2 separate regions of the Homo sapiens genome follow, and region 2 is linked to region 1. A link is a contact called in ENCODE Hi-C or POLR2A ChIA-PET data. All regions are on one chromosome and are shown on one strand. The core of a region is the stretch at or near the end of the contact, and the rest is flanking DNA. Distances in the headings are between cores, read along the strand shown. Region 1 overlaps ITPR1 (inositol 1,4,5-trisphosphate receptor type 1). Region 2 has its middle 43 kb from the start of BHLHE40-AS1.

What was found. Hi-C counts contacts between places; a loop is a spot of excess contacts on that map. ChIA-PET counts read pairs that join two places held with the same protein, here RNA polymerase II (POLR2A). Pooled maps may share reads with other maps.
Region 2: a pooled map shows a loop between it and region 1 (7-fold over the local background). The contact joins two enhancer-like sites. A Hi-C loop is called at or near these places in 1 of 168 maps with a recorded cell type or tissue (heart right ventricle), 14 of 37 single-sample maps with no recorded cell type and 16 of 50 pooled maps. POLR2A ChIA-PET finds 5 or more read pairs at or near these places in 5 of 52 experiments (HEK293T, activated CD4-positive, alpha-beta T cell, activated T-cell and 2 more).

What each region holds. Positions count from the first base shown.
Region 1 is chr3:4,775,428-4,779,132 of GRCh38, forward strand. It overlaps ITPR1 (inositol 1,4,5-trisphosphate receptor type 1), which reads left to right. Exons shown (of 62, transcript NM_001378452.1): 47 at 1-15; 48 at 1,837-1,947. Among named protein-coding and RNA genes, the nearest start is that of EGOT, 26 kb to the left of the region's middle. RefSeq lists an enhancer at 1,217-1,286. Within about 2 kb of position 1,797, at least 7 of the 41 ENCODE cell types and tissues checked have a DNase peak (open chromatin) inside an H3K27ac peak, as active enhancers do.
Region 2 is chr3:5,021,304-5,025,347 of GRCh38, forward strand. No RefSeq gene overlaps it. Among named protein-coding and RNA genes, the nearest start is that of BHLHE40-AS1, 43 kb to the left of the region's middle. RefSeq lists a cis regulatory region at 526-724 and enhancers at 1,417-2,616, 2,064-2,433. Within about 2 kb of position 2,093, at least 18 of the 41 ENCODE cell types and tissues checked have a DNase peak (open chromatin) inside an H3K27ac peak, as active enhancers do.

The DNA.
Region 1 (3,705 bases), core at 547-3,046:
TGCCATGAGAACCAGGTAATTAAATTTCTGTTTTGGGATGGGGAAAAAAAGTGTCCCATTTTGGAAATGTTGATAGAGACTAGTTCAGAAATCACGAAGCCTGTGCCTGTTGGCCTAGGGAGTCAGTAGGACAGGAGGCTGTCTTCCAGCAGTTGAGAAATAGCCATGGTGTTTCATGATACTTCAGAACCTTCCTAATGAAGGACATTGGAGGGACAGTCCATGGTCTCTTTCCTTGGCTAGGTTTGGCTTCATTTGATTTGGTTTGAATGTCCAACTATTTAACTTGATTTCTAGGAGTAGGCAATAAGGCAGGAGTGAAATGAGAACCAAAAGACAGTGACCTATTTTAAATACTAGGGGATTTCAAAGAGTGACTACTGGAAGGGGGTTTAAGCCTAGCTAGAGAGAAGAAAATTACTACACGTGAGACAGCTTGAAAGTAATATAAGGACATTTTTATAGTTGAGATTTAAACATCATGGACATTCAGGGGAAAGAAAGATGAGATAGTCTTGACTTTGGTCTCTCAAAGAAGAATATTTTGGGAGTACAACCCAATAACTTCTTGTCTTGAGTAGAGTCATTGCTTATACATGGCATCTTAAGGATTTTGTGAGTTTTTGCATTGTGCTAGGTTGAGTATGATGTTTTGTTTGTTTGTTTTTGGAGACGGAGTCTCACTCTGTTGCCCAGGCTGGAGTGCAGTGGTGCAATCTCGGCTCACTGCCTCCTGGATTCAAGCGATTCTTCTGCCTCAGCCTCCCTAGTAGCTGGGACTACAGGTGCATGCCATCATGCCTGGCTAATTTTTGTATTTTTTTAGTAGAGATGGGGTTTCACCATATTGGCCAGGCTGGTCTTGAACTTCTGACCTCGTGATCCACCCACCTCGGCTTGCCAAAGTGCTGGGATTACAGGCTTGAGCCACCGCGCCCAGCCAAGTATGTTTTTTAATACCAAATTATAGCTTCATCCTAACTGGAGAGAGACGACCAAGGCTTCAAATGGTCAGTGCTAAACCCAGCAGCCAGGGAAGGTTACTTGTGTGACTTGGGGAGCCAGGCCCTTCATTCAGAGGAGAACGGTTTATGAGAGACAACTCATTGTCTATTAAAAACCTGGTCTCAGTTGTCTGTGAATGTGAGAATAGCATTTTGTGAGATGCACTTTCTTCTCCCGGTTCCCTCATGAAGCAGATGGTGTAGTCCTAGTTAAAATGAAAAGGAACAAAAAAAATACAACAGGCTTGGGGAAAGGCTTTATTTGACATCTAAGTGAATTTCCTTATTACCTCAAGTTTGCTTCTCTGCCAAATAGGGGCCTGTTGAAAGGAACAGATCAGAGTGGATTGTGCTGCAAACGGAGATGTTACCTGGGGGCAGATGATTAATTTTGATATTGTGTGCCTTAAACAGGAAACTTGCTTTCCAAGCTTAAGCCTTAAGCTAAAGTACAAAATACAAAAAGAGTGCTTTAGAGAGAATGGAACACACCTTGAAAGGGGAAAAAGGGTTCAGAACCCAGAATCAGTCATACACCATATTTTCCCTTAAGAACAAAAGCCAACTGTGCTGCATGATTTGGATTAGACACAACCAATTTATCAGTTACAGTGCATGGGGACTTTCCTACTGTTTACTGTTAATTCTGAAACTAGAGATTTTCATCTGTCTTTTATTCTTACCACTTTCTCACGGAAAATTTGCAGCTCTCCCCTAGAGACATTACTGGGAGTGGTAAGCATTGTGTTGAAATAGCAGTTCAGCCTGTTGGCCTTTGACGTCTGATTTATGACCAGCGTTTGTGTGAATGTCTGTGTGTGTCTTTGCTCAGAACTGCATAGCCACCCATGAATCCAATGGCATTGACATCATCACAGCCCTGATCCTCAATGATATCAATCCTTTGGGAAAGAAGAGGATGGACCTTGTGTTAGAACTGAAGGCAAGTAGGAATTAAAAGCAGAAGACAGTCATTTGGAAACAGTCACTTTTGTGTTTTGCCTTGGCACATGCACATGGGCAATTAGTCATGAGAGTAAATATTAAAGATAGTTCTTTAAATGAATGACCCAGGTTGCTAGTGCTGACTACGATGCAGAACTCCAACCTTTCTCTTCCACGTAAGGTATCTCATGAGGGGATAGGAGCTTCTGAACTGTTAGGTCACACAGAATGAAGATTCCTTGCTCCAAGCTAAGAAGTGAATCCCAACAGCATCGAGTACTAAATACCTTGGTTCTGAAAGTCACAAAGAGAGAAACAGTGGAAACGCCATTCCCTCTCTGGTTTCTGATTTTTCCCCATTTGAGGGAAAAGGGCCGGTTGAAGAATAGTACAACTAAGCCTATCTAGGACCAAAAAAAAAAAACCCAAAAAAACAAACATGTATTTTTACTTAATCAAGGAAATACCTTTTTCTCTTTTGTCACTGATTTAGCAGAAGGGTGGTTAATAATGTTGGTTTAAAATAAGGAAAATTACACAAACCAAAAATGTGCCTGCGGGCCTCTGCTGAGTTTCTCTGTATTGTGTACAAATGCGGGACTGCAGGTGACTGATGTGGAAGCCCCACTGACATTTGGACTCTCTATTACTCAAACAGCTTAACGGAATGAAAATCGTGACTTCTAGGTGCTAAACCTGCAGCATTTCCAAGCTGGCCTTTTTTGGATATTTGAGAAATTGATATACCATTCCTGATGTTGACTTCTAAAGTATACCCAGAAAACCCTCCCTTCTATGTAGGGGTTCCATAGGTTCTCTGAGAATCCCATGATTCAGTTTTAACAATTGAGCTTGCAGGCATCAGGTTTCTAAAGTATATTTCAAAACATGTTAGCCTTTCTGGACACATTTCCTTTTTAACTGTTCCCATGTCAGGGCATGTTGAGATTTGTCCTCTATCTGCCCATCCGCAGCAGCGAGCACTTCATCATTATCATGAAAGAGCCTAGAACTACAGGGTTTTGGCTGAAAGGTTGAGCTGTATTTATTGCATGAAGGATGTCATAGGAAAGGTCATTAGGAAAGATGGGAACACAGAAACCTGTGGGAATGGCAGTTATTTTTTCTTTACTATTTAGAACTGAGAGTCCACACTAACAGTCGATTTGGGTGTGTGGTTTAAATGGACTTTTTTTCTGCTATTTTTAATTCCTTTTGACAAATTGTGTTTTAGAGTGAATTTTAACAGATTCAACCTTGTGTACCTGGCCACCATTTATCAGAAAGTCCGAAATAAACAGAAGTTCATGTGCTCCTGGTCAGCATTTGAGTGACTTTTTCAACTAATCCAGTGATCTATGGATGATGATAGAAATTTGTGCCCTGCGATAGCATGATACCCTGACTCAACTGCTGTGACCTAAACTAGGGGAAGAAATAAGACCACTCTCACTGTCCAAAAAAAGAAAAAAAACCCAACAGCTTTCAAGTCCTGTACATAAAGAAGCATACAAAGTATCATAGACCCAGGGCCTAAAATGAAGTCAAGCCAGGAAGTACAGGATGTGGGGTGTGAACATGGGTGTTTTTAATGTAATGGGAAATTAGGGCTTGGCCTGCATACATTGTTCCTTTGGGTCACATTTGTTAACTAGTGTCAGATGTACTCATTATATTAGGGGTTATGAGAGCTAATAGAAATATTTTAAGACAGGGAAGAATTACCTTTATTACCTGTCTTCTCTGGCCTGCAAGG
Region 2 (4,044 bases), core at 843-3,342, 250 kb after region 1:
AAAGGAAGGAAGGAAAGAAAGAAGGAAGGAAGGGAAGGAAGGAAGGAGAAAGCTAGGACCTTTTGAAGTGCCCAAAGAAAGAAAAAGATGGAGGAAAGTAAGAAAAGAAGTGAGTGGAAGAACGGATGAAGGGAACTAGATTGATTGCATAGCTAATATGTTGTGGGCGTTTCACTGTTTCAGTATTTTTCCTTTTCCTCCTCTTCTGCCACTTTCTTCTTCTCCATGTCATGTCCATTTTTCAGGCATGGAGAGGGAAGGTCAGAGAGGCTGCCTTGAGTCAGAGCACCCTGGGTTGGAGTGTCCCTAGCTAGCTTAGTGACCTTGAGGAGGTCACTTAATCTGTCTGATCTTCAGCTTCCTCATCTATAAGAAGGAGAAAATAACTCTTTTGCAGAGCTGTGGAGTAACGAGATTAATATATGTAACACCTAGCACATGCCGAGCGCTCAAAACATGCTAGTTACCCGCACGGTTACTTTTAAGTAAGTTGCCCAAGGCCACACAGCTAATGAAGAGCCGACATTTTGACTCAGGCCTGTTGAGTCCAGAGCGCTCGTATTCCACCACATCAGACTGACTCACTAGGTAGTGACAAATCAGGAAAGTGCCACATAAACTATAAACCCTCTCTCCCACAGGCATACATTTGCACAGAGGGAGTGACACCCATTGTTTTTGCCTGCCCAGCAACCATTCCTTTTTATTCTGGAAACATCATCTTATGGCTTTAACACCATCTCCAGGTCTAGGGAGGAATATGTGACTCAAGCCAGGCTGGCCAGGGTTAATCCTGATATTTTTGTTGAGAAGAAAGATCTCTTTCTAATGAGGTTGTTAAGCTCACAAAAGGTAAGACTAGAGCTACTGGGACAATTCCTTGTCATCTTATAGGCAGGCAGAGCTGAAAGATTAAAAAAACAACAAATCTCTAACACTAGCATTTGGGCACCTGGAAACAGCTATGCCTGAAGCCATCAGCTGGATCTTTTTTTTCCCCCTGTAGCTAATTTGAATCCAGTTTCTGTCTTGCAACTAAGAGTCCTCACTGACTAATTTGAGGCTTGCCTGATACCGAGGCTCATGTACCTTAAACCATCCCAGATTGACTCAACAGTATAGAGCCTAAAGAGAAAAAAGGAAAAACAAATAAAGCAAATACTTTCTCTTTCTCATTTCCTTTCATCTTATATAGATATGGTACCTCTGCTAACAATTGCTGGATGAGTGTACAAACATGTCCAAGACAATCCCTTCACATTACTACTTGTTAATGATCTCATTACCTGCATAAACATCATGATTCTTTGTGTCAGTATCATAGTTGTCCGTATCAAACCTGTGTCAATTCCATGAAAATATATCAAGCTCCATTTCTGGTGCCCCTTTGAGAAAACTAGAGTTGGTGAGACATAAGTAAGAATATACATTTTTCTTTTTCTTTTTTTTTTTTTTGAGATGGAGTTTCCCTTTTGTCACCCACGCTGGAGTATAGTGGCACAATCTCGGCTCACTGCAACCTCTGCCTCCTGGGTTCAAGCGATTCTCCTGCTTCAGCCTCCTGAGTATCTGGGATTACAGGCCTGTGCCACCACACCTGGCTAATTTTGTATTTTTAGCAGAGACAGGGTTTCACCATGTTGGCCAGGCTGGTCTCGAACTCTTGACCTCAAGTGACCCACCCACTTTGGCCTCCCAAAGTGCTGGGATTACAGGCGTGAGGCACTGTGCCCGCCCGAGAATCTGTGTTTTTCACTCATAGTTTGGGATTGTTCTTGCAGCTGAATACCTCTGAAATAATAATCAATGAATATTTCATTCAATAAATATTTACTATCCTCTTCCGTGTGCCAGTCTCCTAAGTTGTCTTAGGATAATAATTATTATCCTAAATCATCCCATTACTTCTTAGATATTTAGCATTCCAACAAACAGAAAACGAGCTCTCTCCTCTCCCTTCCCAAGGGTTTATGTCTTTCATCTCCTCCTTGGCTATCCAGGTTTCGACCTCGGAGTTGGCTTTAGCTGCTGGAGCCTTCCTGAACCCATCTGTTGGGATATTGAGTCACTGAGTCATAAAGAGGAATGTTTCTCACTAAACATCACACCAGAACAGATAGACTTCCAGCTGAGCCAGCTGGTGACCTGGCCGCCCCTGAGTGGAGAAAATGGGAGACGTGGGAGTTGGAAGGCACACCACGCAGACGGTCACCTCATGGTGACGTCACCTGCCAAACCGGTGACTCACCTCCCAATTCTCCCCTCTACCAGCCATATCTTGCTCACTTGGAATACCTGAGGGGAATACCAGCCTCCTGTGTTTAGTGAAAACACACGCTCGTGAGCTATTTTTTAAAGGCATGATGTTTTCTTGCTTTCAAGTGCAGGCCTGGGTTAAGACTGCTTCTGCTTTAATAAGTACCCAGGAGTCTGCTTTTAAAGAAAGACTTGGATAAGCATGGGGATTGCTATGTGGGTTACCTTTTTTTTCTTAAAATTTTTCATTGTAGTAAAATATGCATAACACATAATTTACCATTTTAACTTTTTTTTTTTTGGAGACAGAATTTCCTCTGTTACTGAAGCTAGAGTGCAGTGGTGTGATCACCGTTCATCGCAGCCTCACCCTCTAGGGCTCAATCAATCCTCCCACCTCAGCCTCCCACGAAGCTGGGACTACAGGCATGTGCCCCGACACCCAGCTAATTTTTTTTATTTTTTGGAGAGATGGGGTTTCACTATGCTGCTCAGGCTGGTCTCAAACTCCTGGGCTCAAGCGATCCACCCATGTCAGCCTCCCAAAATCCTGGGACTACAGGCGTGAGCCACCTTTTAACCATTTTTAAGTGCACAATTCAGAGGCATTAAGTACATTCACAACGTTGTGCAACCATCACTACCCATTCCTAGAGCTTGTTCAGCATCCCTTCAATTCATCACCAATTAAATTGTTCATTGAATTCTAATCAAACGAGAACTCCCCACTCCTCTCTCCCTCCAGCCCCCGGTACCTCTACTCTACTTCTGTATGTATAAATTTGTCTAGTCTAGGTGTTCCATATAAGTGGAATCATACAATACCGTCCTTTTGTGTCTGACTTATTTTACTTGGCATCATGTCTTCAACATTCATCATATTGTAGCACTTACCAGAATTTCATTCCTTTTTAAGGCTGAATAATATTTCATTGTATGTACATACTAGATTTAGTTTATCCATTCATTTATTGTTTTCACATCTCAGCTATTGTGGGTAGTTTACTTTCGAGTCCCTAAAGATCATTTGTTCTCTTTACTAGTTAGAAATTCTTCTTTAGAAAGATTCTCAGAGTTCACCTGTAGACTGGGACTAAGATGACCAGTTCTAACTACTTCTCAGGGGTATTGTGAAGATAAAGTTAACTCCTGGGTAGGAAAATGCTTTATAAATACTAAAATGTGTCTACGGTCATACTATCCTGAATGCACCCTATCTCGTCTAAATTCTAAAACGCCCCACAAAAATATTTTTACTTTGTTTGTACTATTTGCTTAGCTTTTCCCCGCAAGCAGAAAAAAAAAAAAAAAAAAAGAGAGAACACGACCCTAGGCTCCTTTCAAATTATAATAAAATCTAGACGGAAATGGTCCAAATGAATGAGGTTTTCCTGGGATGTTTGTATACACTGCAGTCTCTCCATTCTTTCCAAAGCCGAGTACAAGTGCATTAAGTGCTTACATGGACCAGGACGCTATTCTGCTCATTACTGAGCATTAATTTACAGCTCTGGGACATGGACAAGTTACTTCGCCTCTGTGCCTCGGTCTCTTCATCTGCAATGTAGGGACCAAAGTGATAGAACTGACCTCATAGGGTTGTTGTATCAAATGAGGTAATAATGGTAGTGGCTTTGGCACAGCGTTTGGCATACAGTAGGCCTCAATGCTAGTTGCATTGCTGTTATTATGTGTTTCTTATTTGGAATTACTTTTATCCTCATCTCACATTTTTAACACATAATTCAAGATTAAATGCATGGTCTTAAAAATGCACTAAAAAAGCAT